Linked DNA regions of Homo sapiens: region 1 is linked to region 2. Evidence: chromatin loops called from intact Hi-C (ENCODE). Cell type or tissue: mammary epithelial cell. All regions are shown on one strand.

Evidence for each region. A loop is a pair of places that touch in the nucleus more often than their neighbours do. Peaks named below come from ENCODE experiments on the same cell type or tissue, not always from the same donor. Only the 100,000 strongest peaks of a DNase experiment are listed, where the experiment ranks them.
Region 1: a loop joins it to region 2, with 4 times the contacts of the local background. A loop is called at or near these places in 13 of 110 quality-filtered maps.

What each region holds. Positions count from the first base shown.
Region 1 is chr11:3,956,323-3,961,322 of GRCh38, forward strand. All of the region lies in intron 1 of STIM1 (stromal interaction molecule 1), which reads left to right. Among named protein-coding and RNA genes, the nearest start is that of PPIAP40, 65 kb to the left of the region's middle. RefSeq lists a silencer at 2,657-2,951. In mammary epithelial cell, a CTCF peak has its summit at 2,896; a DNase peak (open chromatin) is centred at 3,219; H3K27ac peaks cover 641 bases.
Region 2 is chr11:3,902,339-3,907,338 of GRCh38, forward strand. The region is part of intron 1 of STIM1 (stromal interaction molecule 1); the gene reads left to right. Among named protein-coding and RNA genes, the nearest start is that of PPIAP40, 11 kb to the left of the region's middle. RefSeq lists an enhancer at 1,241-1,535 and a silencer at 1,241-1,535. In mammary epithelial cell, no CTCF peak of the experiment used is centred here; DNase peaks (open chromatin) are centred at 2,043, 2,893, 3,083 and 4,013; H3K4me3 peaks cover 397 bases; H3K27ac peaks cover 3,794 bases.

The sequences.
Region 1 (5,000 bases), 54 kb after region 2:
TGGTGATTGATTAAATGTGGAGAGTGAAGGAGAGTGAGGTGTCAAGGCTTCTGACATAAGCACCTGGAAAAGTAGGAAGGTTAGGGAAAAAATGAATTTAGAATTGGAACTTAACTAGTTCAAGTGCCTGAGAGACATCCATGTGATGTCTACTAGGTAGATAGGTTCTGTGGGTTTCTGTAGGTCCTAAGTGAAACTTGAACCAGAAACATAATTTTAGGACTTGGTAATAGTAATTTCTTTAAATAGTAACTGAAGGTATGAGAAGAGGTAAAATCACTTTAGGAAAGAGTGTAGTAAGAAGACAGCCCAGAATTTAGAAAAAAATTCTGACATTTAGAATTTATGTAGAAGTCTGGGCACAGTGGCTCATGCCTGTAATTCCAACACTATGAGAGGCTAAGGCAGGAGGATTGCTTGAACTCAAAAGGTAGAGGCTGCAGTGAACCATGATCATGCAATTGCACTTCAATCTGGGTGACAGAGCAAGACCCTGTCTCCAAAAAAAAAAAAAAAAAAAAAAAAAAAAGTCAGAGAGGAGAAACCTACCTTGCAAATTAGGGAAAGCGAAGATTTATTCATTCATTCAGCAAATTCTCTATTGAATACCTAGTATGTGTCAGGCACTGTACGAGTCCCTTGGGATACTGCAGTGAGCAAAAAAGCGACTGCTCTCGTGGACCTTACTTTTAGTGGAGGGAGATAGGTGATAAGCAAACCAAGGAATAAATATATCATGTGTCAGGTGGAATCAAATGCTATGAAAAATGAGAATCACAAGCTGTGTCCTCAGATATCTTCAAATAACTATAGTTATAAACTGACTGAGGTAAGGCCATATGAGGTGCAAAGTCAGAATTGCTGTTGGAACTCAGAAGTATATCTCATTGCATTGCTCAACATGGACCTGTATATATAGTTGATGCTGTGGATTATTATTATTATTATTTTTGAGACAGATTCTTGCTCTGTTGCGCAGGCTGGAGTGCAGTGGTGTGGTCTTGGCTCACTGCAGCCTCTGCCTCCTGGTTTCAAGCCGTTCTCCTGCCTCAGCCTCCTGAGTAGTTGGGATTACAGGCGCCCGCCACCACGCCCGGCTAATTTTTTTGTATTTTTAGTAGATATGGGCTTTCACCATGTTGGCCAGGCTGGTCTCAAACTCCTGACCTTGCGATCCACCTGCCTCAGCCTCCCAAAGTGCTGAGATTACTAGGGTGAGCCACTGCGCCTGGCCTATTATTATTATTAATGTTGAGACAGGTTCTTGCTTTGTCATCAAGGCTGGAGTGCAGTGTCATGATCATGGCTGACACAGCCTGAAACTCCTGGACTCGAGCAGTCCTCCATTTCAGCCTCCCAAGTGGCTGGGACTACAGGTGCACACTAGCACACTGGGCTAATTAAAAATTTTTTTTTCTTCCTTTGTAGAGATGAGATCTCACTGTGTGGACCAGGCTGATTTTGAACTCTTGGCCTCATGTGATCTTCCTACCTTGGCCCCCAAAGTGCTGAAATTACAGGCATGAGCCATCAAGCCTGGCCAATGGATTAATTTTTTTTTTTAGACGAAGTCTCACTCTGTCGCCAGGCTGGAGTGCAGTGGCGCAGTCTTGACTCACTGCAACCTCCACCTCCCGGGTTCAAGCGATTCTCCTGCCTCAGCCTTCCAAGTAGCTGGGACTACAGGCGCGTGCCATCATGCCCAGCTAATTTTTGTATTTTTAATAGAGACAGGGTGTCACCATGTTGGCCAGGATGGTCTCAATCTCTTGACCTCATGATCCGCCCATCTCGGCCTCCCAAGATGCTGGAATTACAGGCTTGAGCCACCGCTCCCAGCTGATTAATTTTTGATGAGCGACCTCAGGGAGAGAAGTGAGCTTGGTCAAAATTCAGAGCTTAGAAGCTGAGTGCAGTGGCAAAAGCCTATAATCCTAGCTATTTGGGAGGCTGAGGCAGGAGGATTGCTTGAGCCAGGAGTTTGAAACCAGCCTGGGCAACATAACAAGACCCCCCTCTCAAAAATAAAAAGGAAGTTAGAGCTTAGAATCTGTAGTGATTTGTGTTAGTGTTGCTTGGGCAGCTGAAACCAGTGCCAGTTTTGTCCAGAAGAAAAGATCTTTTGAATTCCTGCCCCCTGCTGAGAAGAGCTGGTCCTCTTCTTGGATATGAGGACGAGTGGTTCTAACAGACGCAGGAATATCTCTCAGATAGGCTGAGTTTTGCCTAGCCTAGGGGTATGACTCCTCTTTCTGTGGCTAGGCCTGCTGTGTGCCTCAGCTGAGATGTTATATTTCACTGGGGACCTTTCTTGGATAACTCCAGGTCTCAAACCTGTTCCTTTTTTAAGACTTCACATTTCCATAGTCAGGCGCAGTGGCTCACACCTGTAATTCCAGCACTTTGGGAGACTGAGGCGGGTGGATCACCTCAGGTCAGGAGTTTGAGACCAGCCTGGCCAACATGGTGAAACCCCGTCTGTACTAAAAATACAAAAATTAGCCAGGCGTGGCAGTGGAGGCTGAGGCAGGAGAATCGCTTGAACCTGGGAGGCAGAGGTTGCAGTGAGTCGAGATCAAGCTATTGCACTCCAGCCTGGGCCTGGGCGACAAGAGCAAAACTCTGTCTAAAAAAAAAAAAAAAAGACTTTACATTTCTGGCCAGAGCGTCCATCCCTTACTCCTCCCTCACCTCATCCCCATTCTAGGCCCCATGCTATTTTATCTCTTGAACTTCATGGTCCTTGACCAAATTTGAAAATCTTCCCAGGGCTAGTACTCTCAAGTCTTAGTCTTTTGATCCCTTTCCAAGAATGAGGGTGGATTCTAATCCCATCAAGAGTAGCTGCAGAATTTGCTAGTCCTGGCTGAGAAATAAGAGGTGAAGTGGGAGAAATTCTTCTTACTGATGGGGCCCCTGCTGGTAAAACTTGGCAATTTCCAATTCGTCCTATAGGGATGAATTACTGTTTAGTGACGAGAAACAGAAAGTGGTTGGGAAAGTCGAAGCATTAGATGGACAGTGGATATTGGTGGTGGGAATTGGTGGGTTGTATTCAAGAATTCCCTTGACTTTTTGGGAGATATGGTTTTTTAATTAATTAATTCACACATTCTTCATTCATTCATTCATTTAGCCAGCACATACTGATTTCATACTTGACAGGGTAGATGGTAGTGGTAATATTATAATGGGCCCTGGGGGATAGAGTGAGTCAAGCTTGGTTCTTACCACTTGGATGTGGTATGTGAACAACTCATAACATGAGAATTAATATAACAGAGCTATGCACAAAGTGCTTTGGAGCATAGAACAGTGAACAGTGAATGATTAGCTCTGCCTGGAGAAAGGTGAGGAGATTTGGGCAGGAGGGAAAGGACTTTGTGTTTTTTTCTGCCAATAGCTATCAAAGTGTAGTCTTTAGACCATGGCGGGTGGCAGCAAGGCCTTTTCAGGACATCCAGAAGATCAAAGCCGTTTCATAATAATATATTATTTGCCTTAAAAAAAACTATGTATACCTTTGTACTGATGTTGCAAAAACAGTGGTAGGTAAAACTGCTGGCACCTTAACACAAATCAAACCAGTGGCACTGAACTACTAGTAATGACTGTATTCCTCACCTCCACACACTGTCAGTTAAAAAAAATAAAAGTTTTCAACAAAGAAGTAGAAATCATTAATTTTATTGAATTGCATCCCATGAGTTCATGCCTTTTAGTATTCTGTGTGATGAAATATAAGTATGCATAAAGCATTTCTGCTGCATGTAGAAGTTTGATGGTTATCTCAAGGAAAGCACTTGTGCAATTGAGTTGTAAGTTGACATACCTCTTTTTTTTCAGGCAGCACTATCATTAGTTGAAAGAATACTTGATAGATAACTATGGTTATTCAGTATTTGGCAGAATTTTCTTGTAAATAAATGAAATGCATCTTCTGCTTTAAGGAAAACAACTGGTAGTATTTGTTGCCAATGATAAAATTCCAGCTTTTAAGTGAAAACTGGATTTTAGAAAACTTGTATCTGTCACTGTGAAATTGACAGTTTTCCTGGATTAAAAGCTTTTCTGATGAAATCAGTGGTGATATTAATAATTGTGGCTATTTTGATATTGTATAAATGAAAGTGTCAACATTTGGAAGCTCTGCACTAACTCCTAACCAATAGTTTCCAAATGACAAGTGCATCATGTTACAAAGTCATGCATGTATTAAAGATCCATTCAAAGTGTAAGATAGACCAATGGATTTTAATGTTAGAGGGTACAAAAAGTTTATTCATATAGTTTGGGATTTCACATTGCAACTAACCTTTAAGAAACCTACCGCTTGTTGAGTTTGGGTATAGTCTCGTATAAGGTATCCACAATAGTCTGACTAGTAAAATATTCCTGTCTTTTCCAACTGCATATCTATGTTTTGATCTTTAGCCAAAACAACACATCACAATAGGTTGAATGTAGCTATAAGATTATGTCTGTCTTCTATTAAGCCAGACATTTAAAAGATTTGCAAAAATGTACAATTCTACCCTTCTCGAGATTTTTTCAGAAAACAATTATTTTCCATAAAAATATTATTTACATTAATATGTAAGAGATTTGTTATTGTTCTAAAATAAATTAAAGAGAGCCTGGAGAGCAGTAGCAGCCTGGCTGTCATCACCATGTCCCTGAAAGGTGATTTTTTTTTTTTGGAGACAGGGTCTCACTGTTGCCCAGGCTGTAGTGCAGTGGTGCAATCACAGCTCATTGCAGCTTCAACATCCTGCACTCAAGTGATCCTCCTACTTCAGCCTTCTGAGTAGCTGGGACTACAGGCATGCACCACCATGCTTGGCTTTTATAGAGATGGGGTCTCACTATGTTGCCCAGACAGATTTTGAACTCCTGGGCTCAAGCAATGCCTCAGCCTCCCAAAGTGCTGGGATTATAGGTAGTGAGCCACTGTACCTGGCCCTGCAGGCTGATTTTGACAGTGTTGCAGAAGATGTGAG
Region 2 (5,000 bases):
CCTGAGTGAAAATAGGAGTGAGCAGAGAGCAGCGATCCCCAATCTTTTTGGCACCAGGGATCGGTTTCATGCAAGATAATTTTTCCACAGACCAGGGTGCGGGGTGGGGATGATTTTGGGATGAAACTGTTTCACTTCAGATCATCAGGCATTAGATTCTCATAAGGAGCACGCAACCTAGATTCCTCGCATGTGCAGTTCACAATAGGCTTTGCACTCCTGTGAGAACCTAATGCTGCCACTGATATGACAGGAGGCGGAGCTCAGGCAGTAATGCTCGCTTGCCTGCCGCTCACCTCCTGCTGTGTGGCCTGGTTCCTAACAAGGCACGGACTGGTACAGTCTGCAGCCTGAGGGTTGGGGACCCTTGGCATAGGGAATAGAATGCTCAGGAGAAGGTGGTATCCTGTACTGCTCTTAGGCATGACACCACCTGTGAGACTGCTGAAGGCGTTAATTTCTGGCCAGCTGAAGGTAGCATTGCCAGAAGGAGGAGCTGGGCAGATTGCAATTGGTGTTGTGGATAGAGGCAAAGGATCATAAATGATCGTCAGAAGGGAGCTGGTGGATTATGGAATGTGAAATGGGACAGGGCAACATTTCATATCTCAGGCTATGAATGACAGAGGGACTTGGAACCTGAACATGTTTATATATAATTTATTAAGTTCTTACCATGTGCCAGGTACTATTCTTTGCATTTTTAATGCTAAGCTTATTTAATTTTTATTAGTAGTTTATTCAGATTAGCTTATTTAATCTTTGTACCAACCCTATGAAAGTAGGTACTATTATTTTACTGTTTTAAAGATGGGAAAACTGAGGCCTAGAGAACTGAAATAATTTGCCCAAACTCACATGGCTAATAAGTGGTAGAGGTGGGATTCGGGCCCAGGTAATATGTTTTCAGTGTGCTTGTTCCTAATCACTCTGGTTTACAGTTTTAAGCAATGAGAAGTCATTATAGATTTCTGCCTAGTGAAGCAACTTGTTTGTAAGTATTGTGATGCAGGGCAATTTCCCAAGCCTTGATGGAAGGCAAGAAGACCAGCCACAGGGTGTTGTAGCAACCATCCCAGTTGCTTTGGAAGATGTATAAAGGTCTTGGAGTTATTTCACAAATTACTTCCTGAGATGGCTCTGTCAGTTGGCAGTCCTACCTGTCAGCTCAGCCCATTTTAGAAATCATTTTCCAAAGAATTTTAACCTTAAGGAAGCTCTCCTCTTTCTATTGAACAGGCTGTACCAGGCATAGGGGCCCCAGGAACCAGGTAGGAAATAGCTCTTGTGGGGTCAGTCCATCTGGAAGCATTTGCAAGAGGGGAAGTTGAAACTATTGAGACTTCCTGTTGTCATTAGAATTTGCTCTCCTGCTATAGGGGGAGTATCCCCTGTTAGGACTGATAGTCTGGTTGCTTATCTTGAGAGGCTGGGCAAGTGGGTTGGGGTGCAGAGATGTGAAAGACATAGTCTGTGTCCATGAACAACCTGCAGGTTACTGAGACACCCATAAACAAGTGCACTCTGTACAGTGTCACAAGTGCTACAATAGAGGTACATAGAAAATGTCCTGGGAAAGGCTGGGCTTGGTGGCTCACGCCTGTAATCCCAGCACTTTGGGAGGCTGAGGCGGGTAGATCACGAGGTCAGCAGTTCGAGACCAGCCTGACCAATATGGTGAAACCCCATCTCTACTAAAAATACAAAAATTAGCTGGGTGTGGTGGTATGTGCCTGTAATCTCAGCTAGACAGGAGGCTGAGGCAGGAGAATTGCTTGAACCCGGGAGGCAGAGGTTGCAGTGAGCCGAGATCGCTCCACTGTACTCCAGCCTGGGTGACAGAGTGAGACTCTGTCTCAAAAAAAAAAAAAAAAAAAAAAAGAAAATATACTGGGAGAGAAAGGAAGGAGGGTCTAAATACTTAGCAATATCAAAGATGCCACCCTGTAAGGATGACCAGGGTTGTGCCAGACAGAGTGCCCTGGAGCATATTCTGGGCAGTGTGACTGTGGAAGTGCATGGCATATTCAGTGAATGACGAGTTGTTCCCTGAACTGGAGTGTTGGACTACTTGGAGGGAGTGGCACGAGATGAAGCTGGGTGTGTGTGAAGGGCCAGATCCCGAATGACCTTGTATTTTATGGTAAAGAGCTTAAATCCTATTGGAGTTAAGCTTTACCGTCGATATTTAAGATGGGTGTGACATGACCAGAGTGTTTTTTTTAGGAAGACCTCTTATATGCCTGTGCTTAGAATGTATAGATTATAACTAGAGGCAGGGAAGGCAGCCAGAAGATTTGCAGTAGCAGATGATGAGGCTGGAACAAGGGTAGTGGTCATGGGGGTTGATTTAAATTGTGTGACGGAAGGATGAAGGAGGCAGTGTTAGGTGACTGGGCATTACTGTGATGCTGTTAACACATGGAATACAAGAGAGAGAGCCGGGGAAGTTAATGCTGCTCTTGAGATGGTTATGGGTGATATCCATGAGAAAATATCTGGTAGTTGGGGGAGAAGACATGAGTTTTGGAGTTCCTGAGAGAGGTAGGAATAGACATGAGAGAATCATGAACTCTAAGAAATAGTAGAGACTGTAGAAGTAGATGAGATCACCTGAGTAAAATTTATAAAATGGGGAAAGAAAGGGGGTTAAGGATAGAGCAGAGAGGAACTCTGATATGTGTGGACAGAAAAGTTAGGGAGGGAGCCTGAGGAGGGGCAATCAGAGAGGCAAGAGAAAGTACTGTCTGGGAAGCCAGGAATGAGAAAAGTTTCTAAAAGAAAGCAATAGTGTCTGTTGCAGCAGAGAACAGGTAGGGTGAGCCTGAAATGAGGCTACTGAGTCATTGGTGACCATGGTGACAGCAGTTTCAGTGGAGGGGTGGGGACAGAAGCTAGACTGCTGTGGCTTAGGGAGTCAGTATGAGGCAAAGATGTAGAACAAAAGACTTTTTTGAGAAATATAGTTGCGAGGGAAGGAAGGAAAGAGGGTGGTATTTTGAAGAGGCAGCAGAGGAGGCAGGTTCAAAGATTTTTTTTTTTTTTTAAAGGTGGAGGGGTGGAGTGGAGACCTGAGCTGGTATAGGTTGTGGGGAGAAGAGATTGAGAAATGTAGCCAGTGAAGGTGCCACATCTCCCTGAATACTTCATACTATTGTGGGAGTCTTAAACTGTGCTGCTCTGCTGAAGCCTGCGGTCACTAGAGCATGGGGCAGACAAGGGAGACCTTGTCATTCATAAGTAATCATTGCACCATTTATTGAGTAACCGCTGCATGCCAGGCATTTTTCTAGATACATTAGACACATCTCTGATGCTCACCACAGTTCCCAGAAGTGAGTATTGTCCCTATTTTCCAAATGCAGAAACAGATGAGTTAAGAAACATTCAGCTAGTTAGTGGTGGAGCCAGTTTCAGCCAGGTTTCTGGAACTGCATGATGTATTCTTTCTGCTTCCCAGTGCTATTTTTTTTCCATTAAATGGAGCTTAATGTTGAAACTCTAAAGAGGGCCCTTGCAGGGGGCAGGGTGGGTGGCCTAGAGGGACAAAGGTAGAGTTCTGGGGCTAGTGCTAGCCTGGAGGGAACATGACTTAATATCTGGGATGAGGGAGGAGGGTCTTGGTCTGGCCTTGCTCTACCTTTTCTTTACTTACCAGTGGCTCTGGTGGTTTCAGGCTTTTACTCTATTTTTCTGCATCTTTCTGTAACTTCTTACCAGGGCCCCTGAGGCCCTAGCTGCTGTGTGCTATGGACTGTTACAGAGGAAAAAAAGAATCAGCTTCCAGGCCCAGAGGGGCTTATCCTTTTTGACAAACTACTCGTGAGGAATTGCTGAGCTGTAGGATGCACTCTCTTTGGCACAGTGGTAGGCTTCTTCCTAAGTATTTTTATTTGAGTTGAATAATTTTGATTCAGTGGAAAGAGCAAAACACTGAGAATTAGAAGACATGATTTCCAGTCTAAGAGATGAACTAGGTTACCTCAGGCGAGTCATTCTCCCTTTGCATATTTACTTGATGTAAGGTAGGGACTGTGTTTTACTCATCCTTGTATCCTGAGCAGCTAGCATATGCCCTGACTGAATAGGTGTCCTGAATAAGTTTATTATGGAGCTAGTTAATCTGCTCTTCTATTAAATGAGAAAATTGGACCTTTTGATTTCCAAAGATTTGCCAATTCTAAAGCGTATTGTTCTGTGAGGGCTTATGATGTTTTAATTATAAAATAATATATACTGTCACTTAGCACCTACTATTTGCTAGGCATTGTGTGAGGTTCTTTACATATTTATTTTATTTAGGTGATTTAAAAAAATTTAAATTTTGTCTAGGTGCTTTAGAAATACTATGGTCCCTTAGGCTATAAGCTCCATGAGGATAGTACCAGTGCCTGTTCACTGCTGTAACCCTAATGCTGAGCACAGTGCTAGGCATGTAATGGATGCTCAGTAAGTTTTTGTTGAATAAAGCAATAAGTAGATGTCTTACCATCGATAAGATAACAATCTTTTAAGATAGGTACTATTAGTACCATCGTATAGATAAGAAAATTGAGGGTAAAAGGTCACAGAACTAGTAAATGGCTGAGAGAGAGAAGATTCAAACCTAAATCCAACTCTAAAATTGGTACCTTTACTACTTAACACCAGCGTGCCTTCACTTATCTGATGTTTTAATTGCAAATTTGAAAAGAAGGACAACAGTAAAGAAGGATACAAGATCAGAAAATCAAATTTTTCTTGAGGGGTGGGGACAGGGTTAGAGGTTGGGCACTGAAGTTTAGAAGTTGGCAATTATCTCCAATACCTTAAGAATAAAAAGGGGTTTATAAGCTTGGGAAGCTGGGGGAAAAAACGAACAAAACGGGGTTATAATGGCAGTTACTATTCACTGGGAGCTTTGTTTATTGAATATCTCATGGCATTAAAAGTCCACTTACATAATTTTAACTATCATCTATTTATTGACAACTCAAATTTGTGTTTCCAGCTTAGATTTC